3 separate regions of the Homo sapiens genome follow, and all the other regions are linked to region 2. A link is an interaction called in ENCODE POLR2A ChIA-PET data of the cell type or tissue named here. Cell type or tissue: HepG2. All regions are shown on one strand. Region 1 has its middle 33 kb from the start of LINC02925. Region 2 overlaps CELSR1 (cadherin EGF LAG seven-pass G-type receptor 1). Region 3 holds the start of LOC105373075 (a long non-coding RNA gene).

What was found. ChIA-PET counts read pairs that join two places held together with the same protein. Peaks named below come from ENCODE experiments on the same cell type or tissue, not always from the same donor. Only the 100,000 strongest peaks of a DNase experiment are listed, where the experiment ranks them.
Region 1: POLR2A ChIA-PET joins it to region 2 with 6 read pairs; 2 of 35 experiments call an interaction of 5 or more read pairs at or near these places.
Region 3: POLR2A ChIA-PET joins it to region 2 with 5 read pairs; 9 of 35 experiments call an interaction of 5 or more read pairs at or near these places.

The regions. Positions count from the first base shown.
Region 1 is chr22:46,570,540-46,578,539 of GRCh38, forward strand. It overlaps a transcript of GRAMD4 not described here. Among named protein-coding and RNA genes, the nearest start is that of LINC02925, 33 kb to the left of the region's middle. RefSeq lists a silencer at 6,509-6,708. In HepG2, no CTCF peak of the experiment used is centred here; DNase peaks (open chromatin) are centred at 4,622 and 5,052; H3K4me3 peaks cover 2,478 bases; H3K27me3 peaks cover 1,095 bases.
Region 2 is chr22:46,373,606-46,381,605 of GRCh38, forward strand. CELSR1 (cadherin EGF LAG seven-pass G-type receptor 1) reads right to left here. Exons shown (of 35, transcript NM_001378328.1): 22 at 7,183-7,350; 23 at 4,986-5,112; 24 at 3,456-3,656. Among named protein-coding and RNA genes, the nearest start is that of TRMU, 42 kb to the left of the region's middle. RefSeq lists enhancers at 3,377-4,576, 4,027-4,321, 7,987-8,000 and a silencer at 4,027-4,321. In HepG2, a CTCF peak has its summit at 6,119; DNase peaks (open chromatin) are centred at 4,176, 4,576 and 6,016; H3K4me3 peaks cover 2,087 bases.
Region 3 is chr22:46,544,266-46,552,265 of GRCh38, forward strand. It overlaps LINC02925 (long intergenic non-protein coding RNA 2925), which reads left to right. Exons shown (of 2, transcript NR_186692.1): 2 at 2,423-3,932. It overlaps LOC105373075 (a long non-coding RNA gene), which reads left to right and starts at 4,483. Exons shown (of 2, transcript XR_938316.2): 1 at 4,483-4,758. RefSeq lists enhancers at 2,373-5,698, 2,553-3,074, 3,075-3,594, 6,845-7,346, 7,347-7,846 and a silencer at 7,907-8,000. In HepG2, a CTCF peak has its summit at 2,993; a DNase peak (open chromatin) is centred at 3,826; H3K4me3 peaks cover 632 bases; H3K27me3 peaks cover 215 bases.

The DNA of each region.
Region 1 (8,000 bases), 200 kb after region 2:
CATGCCCACCTGCCCTGTGCCCAGAGCTCCCTCCCCCAGCTCAGCTGCTCTTCAGGTCCTCACCCTGCCCTGCCACAGCCCTGCAGTGGCCTTTCTCCCGGGAACAACAGCCACAGTGTGGGGAGGGGCTTGCTTTCCACACCCCTCCACACCTCTGGTGGTGGGAAGAGCTCTGTAAGAGCTGCTCAGATCCCTGTCTCAGTAGGTTTTCTGCTGCTTATAACAGAATTCCGGAAACTGGGTAGTTTATAAAGAAAAGGAATTTATTTATTACAGTTATGAAGGCTGAGAAGTGCAAGGCCGAGGGGCAAATCTGGGGAGGGCCTTCCTGTTGGCCAGGCGAGCCTCTGCAGAGTCCCGAGACAGCACAGGGCAGCACACGGCAAGGGGCCTGAGAGGCCTAGCGAGCTAGCTCAGGTGTCTCTCCCCCTTCTTATTAAGCCACCAGTTCCCCCCTCCCCCATGATAACCCATTAATCCCTTAACCCATGAATCCATTAAGCCATGAATGGATTAGTCCATTTATGAGGGCAGAGCCCACATGATCCAATCACCTCTTTATGGCCCCACCTCTCAATACTCCCCATGTTGGAGATTAATTTTTTTTTAAGACAGGATCTCACTCTGTTGCCCAGGCTGGAGTGCAGTGGCACAATCTTGGCTCATTGCAGCCTCCAACTCTTGGCCTCAAGAGATCCTCCCATCTCAGCCTCCCAAAGCACTAGGATTACAGGCAGGAGCCACCTCGCCCAGCCGAGGACTAAATTTCAACATGAGTTTTGGAGGTGACAAATGTAGAAAGTAAAAATTCCTCTTCAAAGTTTCCCTTCTTGTTAAATAAATCATAAGTGTTAAAAATAATAGTTTCTTTGAAAAACTAACTTCCTTCAAGCCTCCTTGCTTTGTGCTAATAACTCTTTGTTAAGCCCTAGCCTATGTAGCTGCTAAACATGCTCACAGTCAACATAGTACATTCTATGTCCTGGAACCTTAACCAAGATATTTGTGCTGTACCTGCTCACAGGCATGCTCCCGCTTGCAGCCTATGCCCCTTCCCTATTTGGCATAAGCAACTTCCTCTTTTCCTTTGTCTTTCCATTACTTTTACCTTTTTAGAAAAGTTTTAAACTGTTAGCCAATCGGGTTTTAGTTTAGATTGTGAGGTCTGGCTGCAGCCAACGGAGACAGGACACAGTAACAGGGACAAACGCGTAAGGGATAAAAATTGCTTCCCTCCTTTGTTCAGGTGTGCTGTCGCCATTGTTCCATCTGCGATGAGCACCCTTTCTGCAGAAAGTAAAAATGGCCTTGCTGAGATAATTAAATTTATGTTTGAGTGCTGTTTCTTTGCAGCACTGGGGAATGAGCACTCTGTTTCTAGATAAACATTTTACATAGAACACAAATATTCAAAGCACAGCACCCCCTCCCACCTGCTTATCACCCAGAGGCCTCCAGTCTATACCCAGAAGAGCACTGATGGGATCCTGTTGTTCCTGCTTGAGACCCGGCCATGGCTCCTTCCTGCCCTGGGATATGGGCTGTCCTTCATGGCAGCTCCTGCTTTTTCCCAGCTAAACAGAACAAGTGGAGCTCTCTCTCTTCCCACCAGGCCTTTGTATATGCTGTTCCCTCTGCCTGGAATCCTCTTCCTACTATCTTATCCTAGTTAACCTCTGGTCACTCCTTGGCCTCTCTTAGAGTATCATGGCCTCCAGGAAGCCTCCTCAGCCTTCTGTGGCTCTCTGTCTCATCACTGACCACACTGTGACTTCATTGCCTGCCTGGCTCTGCCTCTCTGTTGGATAAGAAGGCCAGGGGACCTTCTTGAGTGTTCCTCCTTGACACACGTCCACAGCATAGGGCTTGGCACCAAGGAGAGGTCAGGATAAGTTCGTCCCTGGGGTGCTCTCAGCCTCAGTTCGATTCTCTAAAAATGATGAGGTTGGCCAGGCACGGTGGCTCAGGCCTGTAATCTCAGCCATTTGGGAGGCCGAGGCGGGTGGATCACCTGAGGTCAGGAGTTCGAGATCAGCCTGGCCAATATGGTGAAACCCAAACCCCGTCTTTATTAAAAATACAAAAATTAGCCAGGCATGCATGGTGGCACACGCCTGTGGTCCCAGCTACTGGGGAGGCTGAGGCAGGAGAATCACTCAAAGGCAGAGGTTGCAGTGAGCCAAGATTGAGCCACTGCACTGCAGCCTCGGTGACAGAGCAAGACTTCGTCTCAAAAATAAAATAAAATAAAAAAGATGAGGTTGTCCTGGATCCCTTCTCCCAGCCATGACCCTTATGGGGTGCCTCCCACATGCCTGTAGCAGGGGAGACTGGGGGTGGACTGCCCGCTGACCCTCCCATGCCAGGGCACAAGGACCCAGATGCATCTGGAGCTAAAACACTTCTAGCTCCTGGAATTTTCAGGGGTGGGAGGCAGGTGTCAGCACAGGAGGGGCTAAGGAAGCACCACCTTCCCACTGATTCCTGGCAGCAACCCGGTGCCAGGAGTGGTAGCAAAGGTGAGAGTGAGGCCGCCTCCTGGGAGCCCTGACTGTTGAGGAGTGGGACTGGGCCCCTCAGCTCTCTGGCTGGGACGCTGCCATCTCTGGCCCAGAGCTGAGAGCCACCAGCTGCTGCTCTGTTCAGTCTCCTATAGGAACCCCAACTCCCAGCCTGGGACTCTTCGCCCAAACCTCTCACTGCTCCAGATCCAGGGGCCTTCCTCCCTAGCCCTGGCCCCACCCCTTCTCCCCTAATCAGGATGAAAATAGCAACCGCCGGCACTTCCCAGTGCCATTTGGTGCCAGGTGCTGCCATCTCTGGGGGGTGGCGACGAGGTGATGTGGGGAACGGCCTGGAACCCAGAGTTTGCACACCCCGGGGCTTGGAGTGCTTCCTTCCCACCTCTCCTCGGTGGCCCCGGGCAGGTTCCTGAGCCCTCTGTGCCTTGGCGTCCTGTGTAATAAAATATGCGGTTTTGTGCATGTGGAGTGACAGCCTGGATACTACATGCCAAGGTACGAACCTTCCAGGTGCACCTGCTTGGTTCCAGGTCCCGTCTCAGAAGGTGAGGGGGGGCTGGGATATGAACTCGGATTGGCCTGCCCCTGACACACCCCTGCTTCTCATCGACTTATTTCCATGCCTTTGGCCACAGACAAACATAACAGGATGGCCTTGAGGAGCCAGTGGACAGTGCGGGGGTGTCAGGCTATATGGAGAGCCCTGCTACCACTTGTCACTGGTTCCTCTCGAGTCCTGTCATCTTGCCCCCGATTTCCCTCAAGGCTCTGAGGCCGGGAGGCACGGGTCTGAGGGCCCCGCTGGCCCCTGGTGTGAGCAGGCTCCAAGCCTCCTTCCCAGGCCACCCACCAAGCTCAGGGCTCCGCCGTGCCCACTCGGAGCAGCCCTGCCCCGCCATCCCTGTGTCCAGTTCTGCTTTGAGCAGAGGAGCAGGGAGCTGGCGGTGGCCTTGCCATCACCAGCTATGTGACCCTTAGGGTCTGGCGGCCACTCTGAGCCTGTGCCCTCGTGTGAGTTTGCCAGGGCTGGTGTAACCAACACCACAGACAGGCGGCTTACACAACAGAACTTCATTTCCTCATGCTTCCAGAGATTGAAAGTCTGAGATCAATGCGTCTGCAGGGCTGGTTCCTCCTGAGGCCTCACTCCTGGGAGTGCAGATGCCGCCTTCTCTCCGTGTCCTCATGCAATCCCCCCTGTGTGTGTCCGTGTCCCCATCTCCTCCTTTTATGAGGACACATGTGCTGTTGGGTTAGGGCCCACCCTCAGGGCCTCATTTACCTTCATCGCCTCTTTAAGAACCCTGTCTCCAAATGCAGTCTCATTGGGAGGTATGGGAGTTAGGACTTCAACAGATGAATTTTTTGGGGGACACAATTCAGCCATAAACGCTGCTCTGTAAATGGGCTAATAGGATGGCTGTGAAGAGCCACGGAGCAGGGTGGTGGGCACCACGCAATATCAAGTGTCCCCCTTTGTGGGGTGTGTGGTCCGTGCCTGTCCATCAGGCAGGGGCTCTGTCTGACTCTCTGCACTGCACCAGTTTTGCGCCCCTACCAAGCAGGGACTGGGCACCGAGCAAATGTCTGGAGGGTGGGCCAGATATGAGGGGCTAGGCATGCTGGGTGCCCTCGTCTGGTTTCCCTTTGGCTTCTGCCTGCTCACTCCTAATCCTGGCCGTTCACAAAATGAACATTTCTTGGGCGCTTGCTCTGTGTCGCGCTGTCTGCTGCAGCCCCTTTTCTGTTGGGGTACTGCCTGCCTCAGCCCCAGTGGTTCAGATGGCACTGCCAGTCACAGCACCCTGGCCTCTGCCCCCGCAGTCCCCTTGGCTCAAGCGTGGCACATGACCAAGCAGGGCGATGAGAATCCTTCCAGGAGACTTGGTGGAGGGGTGTGGGGCAGGAGGGGGTCTCTCTTTGGGATCGCTGCTGTGAGGATGGAGGCTTTTTCTCCACTGGGAGAAGCAGAGAGGTTCGGAGATGAGAGGTGAGAAGCAGCAGGTGTCCTGCTGGCAGAGAGACTGCCACTGCTGCATCCGCACAAACAGGTTGCCTTTGGGGCTTGGCTGAGGTGAGTCATTTGTGTACAAAATGACCCGGACAATGACACAGCCTGGCCAAGGTCTTGAAATGTGGGGACAGCAGCGAGGGACTCGCACAGGAAAGCTCTGGGCCTTTGCTCCCAGGAGCAGCTCACCTGGGCTGTCAGGGAGAGTGGAGAGAGGAGACAGGAAGGAGCACAATCAACAATGAAAACGATTAAAATGTGGTCACAGTGCTGGGGCAGGAGGTGCCCTAAGGGCCCCCCCCCTCCCCCAGAGCCTTGGCAGGTGGAGTCCGGGTTCATTTCTGACCAGGCTGGCTCAGGGCTTCCTGGAGTGGGCAGCTCTGGAGCTGGGCCTGGCAGGCTGGGTAGAGTTAGTGTAGGGCAGGTACCCCTGGGAGGATATGGCCAGAGTAGGGAGCGGTAGGCAGGAAAGTAGAGCTTGTGTTTGGGAAAAACAAATCCTGTTTCCCTGGAGGACAGAGATAAGGCAGGAAAGCCTGGAGGGTTTGGACAGCGGGGAGGGGGAGCCAGAGAGGTCTGGCGGTCAGGCCTGGTGCTGGATGGGGGCTCTGGGCACAAATGTGAGTCATCTCCGCCATCCTGGAAAGAGACGGTCCTGCAGACAGCGCGCCATCGCACCCCATGCTGCCTGCGGAGGCACAGGACAGACGCCACTGGGCAGCCCTTGCGGAAGCGCTGGATCCTTTACCCTGAAATCACTGGGTCCCCAGTTCTGCAGACAGGAACCTGAGCCTTGGAGAAGTACAGCTCACCTGAGTGCCTGCCTCTAACCCAGGTCCATCAGGGCTAGACCTGGAGGGGGATCAAAGAGAGGCCCTGAATCTTGCCACAGGGAGCTTCAGGTGCACTTGAGCTGGGGCCCTTGAGACAGAAGGAAGTGGGGAGGGCGGATCCAGGTCTGGAGTCTTTGGATTGAAAGGTTGGAGATGCCTGTGGGACTCCCAAGGTCAGTGAGTTGAGGGCAGGGCACTGGGGCAGGCAAGAGACACAGGAAGGGCGGGGCAGAGCACAGGGGACCCAGTCTGGGGAGGGGGAGGCAGAGAGGGCTGGGCAAAAACAGCCTCCAGGCCTTGTCTATTTTCTCCACTCCGGTTCTCCTCCACCCTCCCACCCCAACTCCTCGCAACCATCCTCCTGGGTAAGACACTAAAGCGTGTCCCCTAAACCTAGGGTTCTGCAGGGTGATCCCCTCTGCCCCTTCACTGAGCAGTCTCCTGTGAGCTAGACAGCCTTAAAGCGGGGTGGTGGGTGGTTTTTCTAGAGGGTCCAAAACCCGGGGATAGGTGGGCTTAGAGTGGGTCCCCTCTACGGGTGTCCTGCCCCGCAGGTAGTGCCTGGGGAGATGCAGGGGTGTGGGTGAGATTCAGAGAAAGGGTGGGCCCAGAGGTCCAGATCCTGGGGACAGACAGCACCCCGGGCACCTTGGGATGGGCGCGCCAGGTACTGCGCGAGTCTAGCGGGGTTCGTGCTGCGTCCCGTACAGCGCGGGCTGCAGGTCCAGCCCCGGCGTGGGGCCGCGTCCGGCGCCCCGCGAGGCGGTCGAGGAAAGGCATTTCCACCCGGGACGCGGGTTTCCACCGGCAGCCCAGTCCCTGACCCATCTCTAGAAAGGCGGGCGGTCCCGCGGGGCGCGGGCGAGGCCACAGCAGCGAGCGTGCTCCCGCGGGTGAGCCCGTGGCGTCCGCCGTGGCAAGCGCGCGGACGGCGTGGCCGTGGCCGGCGGCGGCCGCGCGTGCGCGTGGGTGCGAGCGGCGGGGGCGCACGTGGCCACCCAAACAAAGGCCGCGCCGCGTGACCGAGCTGGCGCACGCGGACCCGCCAGGGCAGGCGCGCCCCCGCGGACCCCCGAGCCGGCCGCGGGGCGGGGGCGGGGCCGGGGTGGCGCGCGGGGCGCGGCCCCTTTAAGGTGCGGCGCGGGGCGGGGCGGCGGCTGCGCAACGGGGCCGGGGGCGCGCAGACTCCGCGCAGCGGGACGCGAGCGCGCGACCTGGCGCCGCCGCCGCCTCCGCGCTCGTGGCCGGGACCCGCGGGGCCGCCTCCTCCCGGCTCCCCGGCGCCGCTGGGCTCCCGGGCGGGCGGCAGGCGTAGCGCGGCCGGGCGGCCGGCGAGGGGGGCGCCGCGGCGGGTGGATGAGAGTTGGCCCCGATATCCGCTCAGGGTAAGCGGCGCGCGCGGACACCCACCTACCCCGACCTGGTTGCCCCGCGACCACTCTCCCTTTTGGGCTGGCGGCTCGCGACCCAGCTCACTCGGCCGCGCTCTCCCCGCCGCCGCCGCCGCCGCCCGGGCCCGAGCCGGCGACCCTCCGAGCAGGGCCCTGCGCGGGCGCGCCCCGCACACGCCCCCGGGTCCCGCGCGTCACGGCTGCTCCCCGCGGGCACCTGCGGCCGCAGGTCCGGGTTCTGCCCGCCGGCTGGGGGAGACGAGGACATCCCGGGGTTGCGGGGCCCGGACTGGGGTGGGGGTCGCCGGACCGGGGGTCACCGACGCTGGGCCACTGGAGGGGGACGGTATCGGCCCGGGCCCGCCAATGTCGTCCTGCCGATCCACTCCCGGGTGGGACGGGAGAGGAGGAGGGCGCCCCAGCCCCTGCTTCCCTACAGACGACCTCTCCAAAAAGTTGTGGGCGCTTGTCCCCTCCGTGCACCCCACTTTCTGCCCTGTCTTCTCTCCCTTTGTTCGGGATGTTGAGCTCATGGGGCTCTGCTGGGGCGGGCTGGCACCTTGGCTGTAGCCCAGGCCCGTGCGCCTGCCAGAACGTGGGGTGCAGTGTGGCAACCCCGGCCCGAGGCCCCACATGTCTAGAGCAGGACCTGCACCCCTGCCAGGTCCTGGACAAGGGAGGGAGGAGAGCCAGTTTGTTCTCAGCCGGGTGGGCTGGTGCCCCTGCCCTGTTGGCTGTGTGGCAGAAGGTGCAGCAGTGCCCCGGGGCCAGGGACCTGAGTGTGACTCCCCCAGAGCCAAGTCCACTTTTTCGGCTATTGTCAACCCTGCATCTCCTGAGGTAGGAAAGATTCGGTTTGGGGGAGACCTTTTGCAGGATGGGGTTCCCTTCTTGCCTGCCTTGTGTGGGTTAGGAAGAAAATTCAGAGGTGTCTCTCCTACATGCCAAAAAGGAGGTGCCTGAGTCCCAGCCCAGTGCAGCCCTGCCCTGGTGCTGGGCCTGGGAGGGAGGTCAGGGTCAGGGCTCTGTTGCCTCAGAAGTCGAGGGCAGCACTCGAGAGAGGAGTCTGGGACTTGCCTCCCTCACCCTCCTGCTCTGTGACCTTGGGCAAGGTAGTGAGCCTCCTGGGCCTCAGTTTCCTCACTAGCAAGTGGGCAGGGGCAGGTAAGAGGATCGAATGGGGTGATGTGGGCCTCCTCAGGCTGGGCTCGCCCTGGGTTGGGGTTCAAAATGGGTTTAGGAG
Region 2 (8,000 bases):
CTCCCCTCTGGGTCCCGGGAGGCTGAACCAGCCAAATGGGAGAATGGGGAGATGGGGGAGAAGGGGGAGATGGGGGAGATGGGGGAGAAGGGGGAGATGGGGGAGATGGGGGAGATGGGAGCAATGGGAGCAATAGGAGCAATGGGAGGGTCCCACCACCCTGACCCCACCCCCAACCGGCCTGCTCTGGACACACTGTCTAATCCTCAGCAGCCATCCCATCAGTCCACCCTACCAGGGGGTCCCAGGGAGATACCCTTTAACAGACACAGAAGCGTAGGAGGAGAACGAGGGCCCCCGCCTCAACCCCAGGCTTAAGGCCACTTTGCTCAGGCACTGGGTCACGGCACCCTAAGGGTGCCCCTGCTGACACATCAGCCTCGAAGGGCCAGCCACCCTCCAGAAACAACGCCCCCGAGGTGGGGAGGGCCCCAAGTCAGCATCGCATCTGTCAGATACGGAACAGAGCAGGAACCGAAGCAGGGAACGCAGGCTCAAGTTATGCCAGAGACAGGCCCTTTGCCTCAGACTGTGGCCTCGGTCAGGAAAGGAGGCGCGAGCGTGTGGCTGGAGAACTCTACACCAAACACCCTGGTTTCCTGAGTGGAAATCACACTGGCTCAGGAAAAGGAAGGGGGTGAGAAGGTTGGTTGGCTGGATGGCTGCTTCAAGTAATGCGAAAAGTAAACCCACGAAACCACCTTTTGAAAACAAAGTGCGAGGGCTGTGCCATCCTGGCTGCAGCAGGGTCGTACCTGCTTCCCTAACCAATGTACCACCTTTTCCAGAAATAGAACAAAGACAAAAGCGGATGCATAATAAATCATTTCAGCCTGCCAGCGCTCTGAGAGATGAAAAACCTCGCCCAGAGATAGGATTGTGGGTTTACAAAAAAACCATAAAGCCCAGGCACTCTGCCAAGCCCCTAGAACGCTGCCGGGTCGCCCTTTCCTTCTCCATGCTCAGCCGTGCGTGGCTGCCGGGACAGCGCTCACTCCGGCAGGCGACGAGTCAGTGTGGGAACCCAGGGGCCGCCTCAGTTTCGCTGGGGTGTTGAGTTGCAGGGAGTGGCCTGCACCGACTCCCCTCTCCCCCATTCACGCCACTCAAAAGCACACTAGAGGGGTTTTGAGATGAAATCCGCACACTTCTCAGAGCCTTCCCAGACCAATGCGCGGATGAGAACGTGCCCATTGCGGGGATGCGCCCGGCTGCGGATGTGAAGAAACCCCTCCGCAGGAGCAGCGACCCTGCCATATGGGCCCCGCACACGGAGCCCCCGCCAGCCCGGGGCCTCGGCCTCGGGAAGCACCTGGGAGGCGGCGGGGAAGGTTGGCCCTGGCTGGTCTGACACACGCCTCGGGGCTCGTCCTTCATGGGCCAGGCCTGGTGCTCCACCTACCACTGCTGGGAAGCCATGGAGGCTTCTCAAGGGTGACCTGCGAGGTGGGGGTGCCTGCCTTCCCTCTTGAGGTAAGAGGGGTCTGGTCCCACCGCTTGCCGTAAAAAAGGAGGAGCAGCTCAGGTCTGCACGTGGCCCTGAGCAGCTCGCCGGAAGGTTCCAGCCTGGTCTTTTTATTCCGTTTCCCTTCCCAGGGCCGGTCCAGCCCCACAGACACCGTCTCCACCCACGAGTTGGAGGCGGCCTCCCTGGCTCATGCGCCACACCTTCCTTGGCCTCTGCAGGTGTCCCATCTCACCCAGACCCTGCCTCTCAATGGGTGGTACCTTCAACTACTCATTCTCCCTTCTGGAGACGTCAAACTCCCCTGACTCCTCCTTCCTGCCTGCTCCATAACCGGTTGGTCCTGTCCCTCCTTTCTCCCCGTGCCCAGTGCCCTGGCTTCAGTTCTGGGTCTCCACCCCACCTCCCAGGCCTGCGCATTATCAGACTGCTCTGATCTTCTGCCCGTCGTCCACCTGCTGCCAGGCTCTTTTTTTTTTTTTTTTTTTTTTGAGACAGGGTCTCACTCTATTGTCCAGGCCAGAGTGCAGTGGCACCATCTCAGCTCACTGCAACCTCTGCCTCCCGGGTTCAAGCGATTCTCATGTTTCAGCCTCCCAAGTAGCTGGGATTACAGGTGCGTACCACTATGCCCAGCTAATCTTTGTATTTTTAGTAAAGACAGGGTTTCACCATGTTGGCCAGGTTGGCCTCGAACTCCTTGACCTCAAGTGATCTGCCTGCCTCGGCCTCCTAAAGTGCTGGGATTACAGGCATGAACCAACGTGCCCAGCCTAATTGTTTCTCATAACGTGCCTGTAGACTATTTTAGATTTTTTCTATGAGATCCTTCATGTTACCTAATAATGACAGCTTTGTTTCTTCCTTTCTGATCTCTATGCTTTTGTTTTCCTTATTCATTGCACTGGCAAGGCCACCCTGCACCACAGTGGTGAACGTGAGTGGGTTCCTGATGTTACAGGGGATGCCTCCAGTATCTTCCCATTGTTATTTATTGCAACTGCAGGTTTTCTGTAGATGTCTTCATTAGATTAAAGTTTCCCCTAGTCCTAGTCTGTTCAAAGGTTTTTCTTTCTTTCTAATCATTAATGAGCATAACATTTATCAAAATTCTTTTGTACATTCATTTCTGAGAAAAATAATATTTTTCCCTTAAATGTACTGGTGAGGTAAATGGCATTCATAGATTTTTAAAATGTTAAACCATCCTTGCATTCCTAAGATAAACCCAACCTGGCCGTGGTTTTTATACTGCAATGCAAATTCTCTAACGGTGAGAGGACTATTTAGTCTTTCTACATCTTAAATCATTTTGTTTTGTTTTGAGACAGTCTCGCTCTATTGCCCAGGCTGGAGTGCAGTGGCTCCATCTCTGCTCACTGCAACCTCTGCCTCCCAGGCTCAAGCAATTCTCCTGCCTCAGCCTCCTGAGTAGCTGGGATTACAGGTGCCCGGCACCACGCCCAGCTAATTTTTGTATTTTTAGTAGAGATTGGGTTTTACCATGTTGGCAAGGCTGGTCTTCCTGACCTCAAGTGATCTGCCTGCCTCAGCCTCCCAAAGGGATCCTGGTGGGATTACACGCATGAGCCACTGCCCTTAAATCACTTTTGACAAGAGTTGTATTTTCCTGGGGATGTACACAAGAATCACTTGAACCTGGGAGGTGGAAGTTGCAGTGAGCTGAGATTGTGCCATCTCACTCCAGCCTGGATTGACAGAGCGAGACTCTCAAAAAAAAAAAAAAAGAAAGAAAGAAAGAAAGGGCCCCCCATCTCCCAATAGAGTCAAAGTGCTTGGGCCTGCCAGTGAATCCCACATCTCCACCCACAGCCTGTGACCAGGCACGTTCCTGAAAGGGCATCTGTGAAGCAGAGGTGGGGGTGGTGAGGAGGAGCTAGCCAGGGTGCTTGGAGTGGCCAGGACAGGACTATGGTAGCTGCTCCAAGCTGCGGCCCAGACAGTGGGGAGGGGAGCAGAGTGGCCATACCGGGTTTTCCGTCTGGTTGATCCCAATCACGAACACCAGCTGAGAGAGGAAGAGCGCCACGGCGAGGTGCTTGTGAATGCTGTGCAGGTTGGAGCGCAGCATGCGGACCAGGCTCAGGAGGACGAAGGCCACCAGCAGGGCTGCCAGTGACAAGGACACAGCGGCATAGGTGACAATCTTCAGAGGCAGGACCTCCCCGTTCTATGGGCAGGAGGGTTAAAGGCAGGAGAGAAGGTAAGGGCCGAGGCTCAGATCTGGTCATTGCATAACAGAGATAAATTACACACTTGCTTATGAAACGATCAAGGCTGGCAGGATCAGGCTGGGCTGGGGAGGCCGAGTGCTCATGGCTCTGGGCCTGGAACTGCCCCTCCTGAGGCTCCTTCAATGCCCTGGGCCCTGGGCATCCCTGGGGCCTGCGGCAGCACGCCAGGCTCCCTCCACTGGCTTGGGGGCCGTTCAGAGACCTCTGGCTTTGGGGCGCCCAGGCCATGGGAGCCTCGGACTCTCACTCCAGCCTCCTTTCTTCTGCCTCAATTTCAGCTTCCTTGGCCCACATGTCACCTGGCATCCTGGCCATGAGACAAGCCCCAACCCCGCCCACATATGAACAAACTCCACTAATCACTGACCCCGTCTCCAGGCTGGGTCCTGCTGGGGAGTGACATTTGCCCATGAGACAGGGGCAGAGGCGGGTCAGCTTCACCTGCATATTGCACAAGAGGCCGCTGCCCTCCTCCAGCCCCGCCTGAGGGCTGACTCACCCTTCCAAGAATGTGACAGAAACCAGGGCCACTTCACATCAAAAAGCCCTCGGAAAGGACAGTGGCCTGGGCCCTTGAGCCACAGTGCAACCCCGGGGAGGGGCCGGGGGAGGCTACCCAGGCCCCTGGTTCTGACTCCTAGACCCCAGGGTCCCACACAGGCCATGGCCAGGCTGGCTCCCACCTCCCTCCTGTCTGGATAACGGGAGGCCAGGACAGCGCTCGGGCCATTCCCCAATTCATCTGCAGCCCACAATGGCCGGCTCACATTCCCAGGCCGCTTAAAATGCCAGAGGTTAAACATTAGCCGCCCAGCCTTTTGTCCTGCTGCCCTGCGTGTGGCCCCGAGGGAGAGCGCCCAGCAGCTGTCACCTCCCTTAGGATCAAAGCAGGTGGGGAGCGGCACCGTCCAACAGACCCGCACTGAAGTGAGGGGCAGGTTCCGAGAGCTCCTCGGAGCCTGAGCTTTGGGTCTGCCATTCCGGGGTTTAATACATAACCAGGGCTCTCTGAAAACCCTTATAATGGGGCTTTGTTATGGAAATCCTCAGACTCTGGCCAATCCTCGAATATGTGTTTTAATCGGTTGATTTGTTTTGTTCCAAGCACTTAGAATGGAAGATTTAGTTTGAGGAGGGGACAGATTTGGGGGCAGGCTCAGCAGGTTTGAGGACGGGCAGGTTTGGCGGGGAGGTGCAGGTTTGGGGGGGAGGGGCAGGTTTGGCGGTAGGCCCAGAGGGCACAGTGGCCACGGGAGGATGCCCACCTCACGCCTGGAGATATCCATGAGCACCGCAAAGCTGGCTGTGTGGCTGCACTGGCAGGCGACATGTGTCCGGTTCCTGGACAGGAGCTCGCAGCCCCGGGCAGACCACCCTCCCGTCCCACCAACGCTGCGGAGAGGACAGAGAAGGGGCAGGGGTAAGACGGTTCCCTCTGCCCATGAGTCTGTAAAGGGCAGCCTTTGCCCAGCCCTGGGGGCTCCCAGGCCATCCTGGCCAAACCAAACAGCAGGTGCCGTGAGTGCTGAAAGCCCAGCGCCCTCGCAGGCTGCTCCCCACCGTGTTCCTCACCAGCCCCCTACACCGAAGACAAGAGCCACCTGGCTGTAAGAAGAGCAGCCTCACTGCCGCGGAGGCAGGACCATGGGAACAGTCTCCCTTCCCTTCTGTGTCTGGTCAGGGCCTCCAAGGAGCACCCTCTGAAGTTCAAGTTCTACGTGCCATCTAGCAGCAAAACTCAAATGGGGCTGTCTCGCGTCCGCCCCGCTGCTGGAACCACTGCCCGGGGTTCACACAGCTGCGATGCGGTCCCGTCTCCTTCTGAGGGCAGACGCTCTCAGAAAGGACATCTCACCTTCCTCTGACACTTTCATCTTCAGATTGCACAATGTTTTATGGGAACTGCCCAGAAGCCAGGGCCCCATTATGACTCCCGTTTTACTGATGGGAAGCCCCAAATAACAAGGTGTTATAAGGTGTGTCTCAGCTTCAGACAGGGCCCTGCCCTCGCAGACTCTGGGAAAAATCACATAACCTCTCAGATCCTTACTTTGCTAATCTGTAAAATGGGATGTTAGCATTAATATGTTTGGCACAAACTTTACAATCTGGGAATAATAAGTGCAACATAAAGCAGAGAGCAGGTCATTAGAGCTGGAGCTAATTGCCAGGACGCAGATGAATGCCCAAGACAGACAGCCGGGCCTGACGTCCGTCGTGGTGGAATGGGTTCCTTTCTTCTCTCTTTTATAAGCCAAGCGCCTACTACATTCCAGGTGCCATGCTGGTTGCTTATTAACTAGAACTTGGAAAGCACAGAAGCAGGAGAAGAATGAGGCTGGGCTAACCGGGCTCGCTCACCATAGCGCCACCCCCAGCACAGCCCCCACTCACGGCTCCTCACTGTGCCCAGGGCAACTGTGATGGGGGCAGCGTTCCTGCTGCACAGACGTCCCCAGATGCACAACGCTCCGCAGATTCAAGCCTGACTCCTGCATGGCGTCTCCCCTTCCCGGCACTCCCTCCCGGTGTGTGGGGAGGCAGTGGGTCTTCCCCTCCCTGACTGTGCTCCCATCCCGGCAACAGGGCCCTTCCCACCACACCCCCGTTCCAGTGCCTTCTTCTAAACAGAGACAGCAAAAGTGAAAACCAACCAGCAGAGAAAAGGCAAGCTCCCTGTAACGATAGAGCAACTCAAATGTCCACACCTCACGTGAACTCTGCAGCTAAAAAGCAAAACCAAAGCACAAACACTACTGGCTCCCAGCAGACGGGAGCCACACTGTGGTGCTGAATCCAGTCTCACGTGTGGGTGAGAATCACTCATTTTGCATTTTTCTAACGACGAAACGCCTTTCCCTCGCTTGCATGGATGCTAGAACACAGATTCTCGCGCACAGATTCTCCTGCGTTCGCCACTCTGTGACTCTCTGACGCTGCTTCTGAAACGGGCCAGATAAACTGTGCTGCGGCCAGGTGTGGCCTCTTGGGGGTGAAGCCAGTCCCCACAGCTAGACTGTGTCAGCCTCTCGGGCAAGACCGTCAGCAGATGGGCTCTTAGGCCAGTCTCTGGGTTCTGTCTCCCGTGTGTGACCGGAATGGGCCTGTCTTATCCGGCGGTGAACTGGGCACTACACTAGTGTTGGCCGCTGCATGTCGGGAGTCCCGCAGGTGAGGGGTCCCCTTCCTGGGTGTCAGCCTTGAGGGATCTCTCTGTGCGCCTGCACATCTGTATCTCCACGTGCAGGTCTGTGTGCATCTGTGTGTGGACATCTAGGGGAGGACTCTGATATTCCCACAGAAGCAGAGCAGGAGGCTCACTGCCCCCACGGGGGACTTAAAGGGGAAACACAGACCACAAGAGACCGTCCTCTTGGGGCGCTCTGCCACTGAGCCCCCGACCCTGCGGGGGCACTCTGCCTTGGCAAAGCCCTCACATGGGGCTCCTGGCGTCACACTTACGCCAGGGAGTGGTTCCAGAACACGCAGACAGGCTTGGTTCGCTCCTCCACCTCCAGCAGGGCGAACTCCACCAGGACGGGCCTCTCCAGGGGTCTCGGGAGCGGAGCCCCCTCGCTGTACACCAGCGTGCTCACCATCGGGGTATTAATGATGGGCCGGTGAGGCAACCTGAGGTCAAGAAGCCAGAGCATGGGGACAAACACGGTGAGGAAACATCTGCTTAAATCCCGCGCACAAATGCCCTGAGGACACGCCATGATGTGTTTCTAGGGGAGACAGAATCACACTCCGAGAGCTCGGACCCACGGACCCCACAGTATCTTCATCCCTAGAGCAGGTTTTATCACTGACAGGGCACACAGAGAGAGGTGTCACCTTTGGGTCAAATTGGGACTTCAGAAATTTAAAAAGAAAGAGAAGGCACAGGTGCAAAGATGTCACAGCCCATAATAGCTAATGGCAGAATCACAGGGGATGGTTTCAGTGTCCAGCAAAAGACACCAAAATAATGGCAGCTCATGGGGATGAATCACCCAGTCACTGAGAACCACGTGAACACGAGGATCCCAGAGCCAGGGAAGTATCTGGGAAATGGCAGGAAGAAGGAGGGCGGAGCCTTGGGCTGCTCCCACCGAGCAGGTTGCAAAGCTGCTTCTGGGACATTCATCCTTTCCAGCCAGGACTAGCTGAGCAGACCTAACCCCGGGGCCAGCAGCAGGCACTACCCATGACAGCCTTGGGCCAGGTGTGTGGGGACAGAATGGGGTCCCTCTGGGCACAAGATGGGGTGTATGCTGGGGAGGGGGCATTTCTGGCAC
Region 3 (8,000 bases), 170 kb after region 2:
GCTAACACGGCGAAACCCTGTCTCCACTAAAAACACAAAAAAATTAGCCGGGCGTAGTGGCGGGTGTCTGTAGTCCCAGCTATTCGGAAGGCTGAGGCAGGAGAATGGCGTGAACCCGGGAGGCGGAGCTTGCAGTGAGCCGAGATCGTGCCACTGCACTCCAGCCTGGGTGACAGAGTGAGACTCCGTCTCAAAAAAAAAAAAATGAGATCAAGGGCCAGGTACGGTGGCACATGCCGGCAATCCCAACACTTTGGGAGGCCAAGGTGGGTGGATCACTTGAGCCCAGGAGTTCAGGACCAGCCTGGGTAACATAATGAAACCCCATCTCTAAAAAAAAAAAATTTTTTTTTTTTTGAGACGGACTCTCACTCTGTCCCCAGGCTGGAGTGCAATGGCGCAATCTCAGCTCACTGCAACCTCCACCTCCCGGGTTCAAGCGATTCTCCTTGATCTCCTCCTCAGCCTCCTGAGTGGCTGGGACTACAGGTGTGCACCACCACGCCCAGCTAATTTTTGTATTTTTAGTAGAGATGGGGTTTCACCATGTTGGCCAGGATGGTCTCAATCTCTTGACTTCGTGATCTGCCCACCTCAACCTCCCAAAGAGCTGGGATTACAGGTGTGAGCCATTGCACCCGGCCCAAAAAATAAATGTAAAAAGAAAAAAAAAAGGAGACACACTTCACATATCTTAAAAATTACCCACTTTAAAGTGTACAATTCAATGCTTTCAGTATAGTCACAGAGTTGTGTAGTCATCACCGCTATCTAATTCCAGAACATTGGATCACCCCAAAAAGAAGCCCCAAAGTCATCATCAATCCCCTGCCAGCCCCCAGCAACTGATAACTGGCTTCCTGACTCTATGGATTTGCCTGTCCTGGGTGGTTTGTGTCAGTGGAGTCACACACTGTGTGGCCTCTTGGGCCTGGCTGCTTTCTCAGCATCACATTTCACTGTTCCTGCACATTGGGGCATAAATTGGTGCTTCCTTCCTTTTGAAGGCTGAGTAACGTGTCACGCTGTGGATACACTACAGTTTGTTTATCTACTCATCAGCCAGTGGGGATTTGGGCTGTTTCCACTTTTGGACTCTTTTGAATACCCTCCCTTCCTTTTGAGTGGAGAAAAAAGGGCAAGACATTCCCTCTGCAAAATTGCACACAAAATCTTTTTTAAAATTATTCTTTTTATATTTTGGCATTGTAACTACTACTAACCATGCTGTCATCAACGGCTCAAAGAGGACTTTCCCTGGGGACTTTCCTCTGCCCCTGCTGGGTATAGGGAGGAGCACTAAAGTTGCCCTGAGGGCCAGGCACGGTGGCTCATGACCGTAATCCCAGCACTTTGGGAGGCCAAGGTAGGTGGATCACCTGAGGTCAGGAGTTCGAGACCAACCTGGCCAACATGGTGAAACCCCATGTCTACTAAAAACACAAAAATTAGCTGGGCGTGGTGGTGCGCACGTGTAGTCCCAGCTACTCAGGAACCTGAGGCAAGAGAATTGCTTGAACCGGGGAGGCAGAGATTGCAGTGAGCTGAGATCAAGCCACTGCACTCCAGCCTGGGTGACAGAGCGAGACTCCGTCTCAAAAAAAGAAAAAAACTGTTCTGAGGTAGGATTGGCAGATTGGGGGTGGGGGAAGCCAGTGGCCCCTACTTTTCTGTCCCCTCCTAACACGCTCACCCACCCCCTGATGCTGTTGCTGGACAGGAGGGCCACCCACCGCAGCAGCCGTGAGTTGATGACACTCTGCCAGCCTGGCCTTGTCCTCCCTGGCCCCCCGCTTATGTCCTGATTGGAATGGGGAAGCAAGAACAACCACACTTGAACCACCCACTGTCTCCTTTCCTTCATGCACATTCAGCCATTCATTCAATATTCATTCAATACCGTGGTAGACATGGACACCCCTCCCCCCACAGAGAGATTATTGTCATGGGAGAATACAGACAGTACATGTCAGATTATTTTTTTCTCTTCCTGAACTTGCAAAACTTTTCTGGGGTGCAAGAGAGATGGGCAGGTGATTGTGGGCAAGAACGATTCTACAGGAATGGGAGAGACCCAGAAAAGCTAGAGACAGTGTCAGCATTCTAATTATTATTATTGGTTTTGTTTTTGTTGTTTTTTTTGAGACACAATCTTGCCCTGTTGCCCAGGCTGGAGTGCAGTGGTGCGATCTCGGCTCACTGCAACCTCCGCCTCCCCGGTTCAAGCGATCCTCCTGCCTCAGCCTCCTGAGTAGCTGAGATCACTCCCGGCTAATTTTTTTGCATTTTTAGTAGAGATGGGATTTCACCATGTTGGCCAGGCTGGTCGCAAACTCCTGACCTCAAGTGATCCGCCCCGCCTTGGCCTCCCAGTGCTGAGATTGCCGCATCCTAATTATATCATTGTATCTTCTTTTTAAAGATTAAAAGACAGACGGCAACACTGGGGTTGCAGAGCTCAGGAGCCAGTCCTGGCCCCCTGCCTCCTCCCTCATGAGGTTCCCCTGATCCCCAGGACATCGGCTTCCACATCTGCACATCTGGGAGACAAATGCACCATCAGGGAGGGCAAATCATACCTGGGAAGGGCCTGACTCCAGCAGTTTCAGCAGTGGCTGAAAGATCATGGCTATTTTTGCCATCATTACAATGGAATGTCCACTCCCTCCAGCCACCTCCACAGCAATCAACACCGGTGTCCAGCCACTCTACATGGACGTGTGGGGAACAGAGCACAGGCCTCTTGGCTTGGCTGTGGTCACCGGGAGGGAGCAGGGAGGGACAGCTGCCAAGAGGATGGGGGAGGGAGCCTGCTACTCAGGAACGCTGGGGCAAGACATGAGACAAAGGGCTGCCTTCACCCACCAGTAGGAGCCTGACCCTGAGCCCAAAGAAACTGCCCACCTGTGTGCTGACCCCAGGGCCTGAGGACAGGTCCCCAAGTGGACGTCTCAAAGAGAGTCCCACATTCCAGGGCACATGGGAACTATGGCCTTCTGGCAGCTGGAGGGCAGCAGGAAGGGCACAGCTGTCTGAGACCCGTGTGGCTTCCCAGAAAGAGGTGCCACCCCTGAGGAGGCACCGGTGCTCACGGACTCCTGGTTGCCAGTCTTGCCAGGGCAAAAAGGCAAGCGAAGGAAACCCTCTCTTCGTGGGGCACTCTGCCTTGCAGTGTCAGGTGAGATCCCGGGGGGAAAGCTGGCTTGAGCTCCTCTGGAATGTGCAGGGAGGACTCCGTCAGGCCCGGCTCTGCCTCCAAGCTGGGCAGCAGGCGAGCCCCAGAGCTCCACCAGCCCCACTGGCAGAGGAGGGCCCTCACGAGGCAGGAGCCCATGATTCATGCCCTGCTGGAATTTGTCGAGCATGCCGAGATTTGCAGCTCCTCCGAGATTGGGTCCTGCCCTGATCAAAAGAAAAGAAGATGGATGAGGACACTATAAATAGGCCAGAGCCACCCAGCTGGCCTCGGGGATGCAGGCGGTATGTGTTCTGGGCTCTCACGAAGCTAAGAAACTCTAAATCCAAGGTGACATCGTGGCACACCGCCACCTGCTTCAGGGGGACACAGGGGACAAGGAGGAGCTATTGGCAGAGCGCTCGGTTCCTGCAAGTTCCAACTTCTGCTAAAATTGGTTAATTGGTTCCTTTGCATGATTCAGGGCACACAGGCTTCTCTGTCCACAAAATTTGCTCGCCTGCACACCCAGAGAAATGGACTTGGCTTGGTTTTTCTGAACTTTTGCCTCTGCGGAATCAGCAGTGGACGTGTGAGCTGGGGCCTCTGTCCCTGTCATGTGAGGAGGTCAGGCAGGACAAGCAGGAAGCACTGGGCAATGAGTCAGGAGGCCTGGTGGGGAGCTTGGGTGAGTCTGTTTTCCTCTCTGGACCTCAGTCTTCTCCTCTGGTTGATGTAATAAAATCCTACAAACTGAGTCTTTTTTTTTTTTTTTGAGACAGAGTCTTACTCTCTCACCCAGGCTGGAGTGCAGTAACATGATCTCAGCTCACTGCAACCTTCATCTCCCGGGTTCAAGCAATTCTCCTGCCTCAGCCTCCTGAGTAGCTGGGATTACAGGCATGCACCACCATGCCCGGCTAATTTTTGTATTTTTAGTAGAGACAAGGTTTCACCATGTTGGCCAGGCTGGTCTCGAACTCCTGACCTCAGGTGATCCACCCGCCTTGGCCTCCCAAAGTACTAGGATTACAGGTATGAGCCACTGCACCCAGCCACACAAACTTAGTGTTTTGTTTTGTTTTGTTTTGTTTTGAGACAGAGTCTCGCTGTGTCGCCAGCTGGAGTGCAGTGGCGCGATCTCAGCTCACTGCAAGCTCCACCTCCTGGGTTCATGCCATTCTCCTGCCTCAGCCTCCCGAGTAGCTGGGACTACAGGTGCCCACCACCACGCCCGGCTAATTTTTTTTTTCTTAGTAGAGACAGGGTTTTACCGTGTTAACCAGGATGGTCTCGATCTCCTGAACTTGTGATCCGCCCGCCTCAGCCTCCCAAAGTGCTGGGATTACAGGCGTGAGCCACCACGCCCGGCCCAAACTTAGTCTTAAAGTTAACTTAGTCTTAAACAAGATGCTGATTATCTGCTGGTTGCGGAGGTCAGCGGTCTGAGATGGCTCTCTCTACATCTCTACATGGGTGAACGTCACAATGTCTGCCTTGTTGGGGTCAAGCCAGGTTCTGCTGGGAAGCCAGTGCTCGTGGTCTGCCAGAGTCCAGGACGGGGCTGTGCAGTCGGCAGGAGGGTGAGTGATCCATCAGTGTCACTCCTGGCCAGGGTGTTCTGGGAGGAGAAGGGGGGCTTTGTTTGAGTGGAAGCCAGGAGCATTCCCAAGGCTGGCCTTTGGGGGGTACCCACTGTGACCCCCAAATCCTCACCACACTTCAGAGATGCTTCCTGAGGCCAAGACTGGGGCAAAGCTGCTTCATTTCATCTGGGCCATGCACCATTGTTGGGGGCCTGCCTGTGCCCAGCCCTGTGCTGGACTCTGCCCCTAATTTTTCAGATATGTGGCCCGCCCTTGGTAAGTCCCGTCTGCTGTGCTGGGGAGACAGACATACACACATACTCGGTCAAATACTGTGGAGCAAAACCAAGGGACAGGTCACTCTAGAGAGACAGTGAAGGGGGGTGTCTGTGAAAGCTGTCCAGGGTAACTGGGTTTTGAAGGTTCTCCAGGCAGACAAGAATGTTGAATTCCAGCCAAGGGGAAAAACATATACAAAGACCTAGAGGAATCAAACAGACTCTGTGTGGCAGGGGAGAATTTGTGACTATAGGCAATTTAATATTACTGAGGGGTGAAATCGTAGGGGTGGAGAGTAGGGTGGGAGTTGAGGCCAGAGGTAGGCAGGGGTGGGTTAAGGGGTCTGGCCTTTGTACTGCAGGCACTGGGGATTTTCAGCTGTAGAGGGACAAGGTCAGCTGTGCATCTGAGAGCATGGGTGGCTGGAGAAGAGCAGGGGTCGGGGAGGAGACCAGTTGAGCATAGAACCAGAGGCCCATGGTGAGATGTTGCCGGAGGACACAGGTGAAGAGGCGGCTTTCCATCCTGAAAGGATGTCTGCCCAGCATAACACACAGGGCACCAGAACCCACCCACAATGACTCTGGCCAGCCAAGAGGTGGGTTACCCCAAAGTCCCACCCAGGAGCTTCTTTGGTGGAGGAGGGGACTACTGTCCCCAGGCTGCCAGTCTCAGAGATAACGAGAGTTCTTGTCTTTCTCATAGTCAGCAGTTCCAACATTTGAGAGTCACTGCTCACCCACCTGCAGTGATGAGGGGGGTTGAATCTCTTTGTTTCTGCCTCTGTAAATGTGGACACCTGGCCCCTTTACTGTGGCAATACTGGCGGGTGAAGCCCCCCAACCCGTGTGGAGAAGGGGCTCCGAGAGGCCCCCGCTCCCGCACCCCAGTCAGGTGAATATGATCGTGTCCTTTTGTGATCAGCGTGGGGACAGCAGCAGGAATTAGAGCAGTGGGACAGGCACCAGCACCCACTCCTTCAGGCCGGGCTTTCTCCCCATCTCCCACCCCGTTCACTCCTGCAAGGGGCTCTTCTCTGGCCAGTGAGGCGAAGGCCAGAGGAGAGGGGTGGGGATGCCTATCCTGTCCTACCTGCCTTCACCGCGGAGCAGGGCAGTCGGGGCCAGTCCATGCGGCAGGTTCTGCCTCCCGGGACAAGCCCAGAGCCAGGCAGCCTTTCTCACTGGGTCCGTCTGGGTGGGCTCCTGGAGGTGGGGATGGCATCTCCAAGGAAAGGACTGGAGGTGAGGCTTGTGGAGGGGAAGGCAGACCTGGGGCAGGAGGGAGGGATTCCAGAAGCTTCTGGATGGGAGGTGGACTGCAGGGAATGTGGGATCTCCCCAGAGAGAGGCCAGACATCCCCGGTGTCGGGAGCTGGGCCATGGAGGGGGAGTTTGGTGAATGCCCTGGCCATGGCCCAACAGGACAGAGCTTTGGCTTTAGTGTAAATCAGAATCTCCCCTCTAATTTTGGGGTGTGGACATGGTAACAAATTGGGGCTCTTCCGGGAAATAAGAGGGGGACGGACCCCACATTTCCAGGGTCCAAAAAAACTCTACCTCCCTCTATGCCCCACATGCCCAGAGAAGGTGTAGCTTCTCTGCTTTGCCTGTAACCCTCTGAGTGTCCTCCTGAGCCCCTTCTGCTGGGCAGTGGGCACAAAACGAGGCCAGCCCAGCTGGGCACAGTGGCTCATGCCTGTAATCCCAGCACTTTGGGAGGCCGAGGTGGGCAGATCATGAGGTCAGGAGTTTGAGACCAGCCTGACCAACATGGTGAAACCCCATCCCTACTAAAAACACAAAAATTAGCCAGGCATGGTGGCATGCGCCTGTAATCCCAGCTACTCAGGAGGCTGAGGCCAGAGAATCACTTGAACCCGGGAGGAGGAGGTTGCAGTGAGCCAAGATCACGCCATTGCACTCCAGCCTGGGCGTTCTGAGTGAGACTCCATCTAAAAAAAAAACAAAAAACAAAAAACCGAGGCCAGCCCTGTGACATCAGACCCCAGATCCCTCCCCTCCTCCACTGCCGTCTCTCCAGTTTCTGGGTGCTTGAGGGGATGATGTGGCTTATGTGGCCGCCTGGTGACAGGGGTTCTCAGGGCCTCCAGCCTGAGTCTCTGCCTCCTCATCCTCCAGCCTGCTGTCCCCTGAAGGACCCATGTCCCGCTGTCCTGGCTCCCGCTGGCGTTGGCAGGTGGGGGGCTAGGGACAGGTCTCCTGGCCTCAGCTTGCCCTAGAACTTGGACCCTCCATCTGCTACCCCCTGCTCCCATGCTGCTGCAGGCCCCGACAGTCTCCTAGCCGCTTCTGGGTCCCAGGAATGCCAAGCCCCTAGCCTCCAGCTCTCTGGCCACACGGACCACATTGCACAGGCTGGTGCTGGAGCAGCCCATGAGGCCATCTCCGTCTGGGGAGCAGAATTCTGACACGGACCCAAAAGGAGCTTTGTGGCTCTCTGCAGAGCTGATGGCCCAGGAAGCATCTCATTTTTAAAGCAATAATGCCACTAGATGGACAGAGCTGAGGAAATGCTACATGGCCGGGACAGGCGAGGGTGGGTCCAGCAGCTGGAAGCCCCCTGGATCGAGGGCAGTCCTCCCGTGGGGCTGTGGGGAGACTTCTCCCTCTCTCCCTCAAAATGGCCTCCCTTAGCCCCTGCCTTTCTTCTTCTTCCTCTCTCTGAGCTGCTTTGCCTGCTTCTCCAGGCACCCTGTCATCGGCCAGAGCTCCTGGGCTCAGCTCTCTCCCCAGTTCAAATGAACGGCTCCTGGCGAACGAGAATCTTGTTTCTAATTCCCAGTTCCCAAGCTGGCCTGGTCTGTGTGAAGCAGCTACATGGTCAAGTCATCAGCGTCAGACAGGGTCATGAGACTACACATAAAGGTGTTCACCGAGGGCTGCACGGGGCCCGAGACCCAGCCCAGCCTGGCTCACCCAGCCCGGCTACCTGGCGTG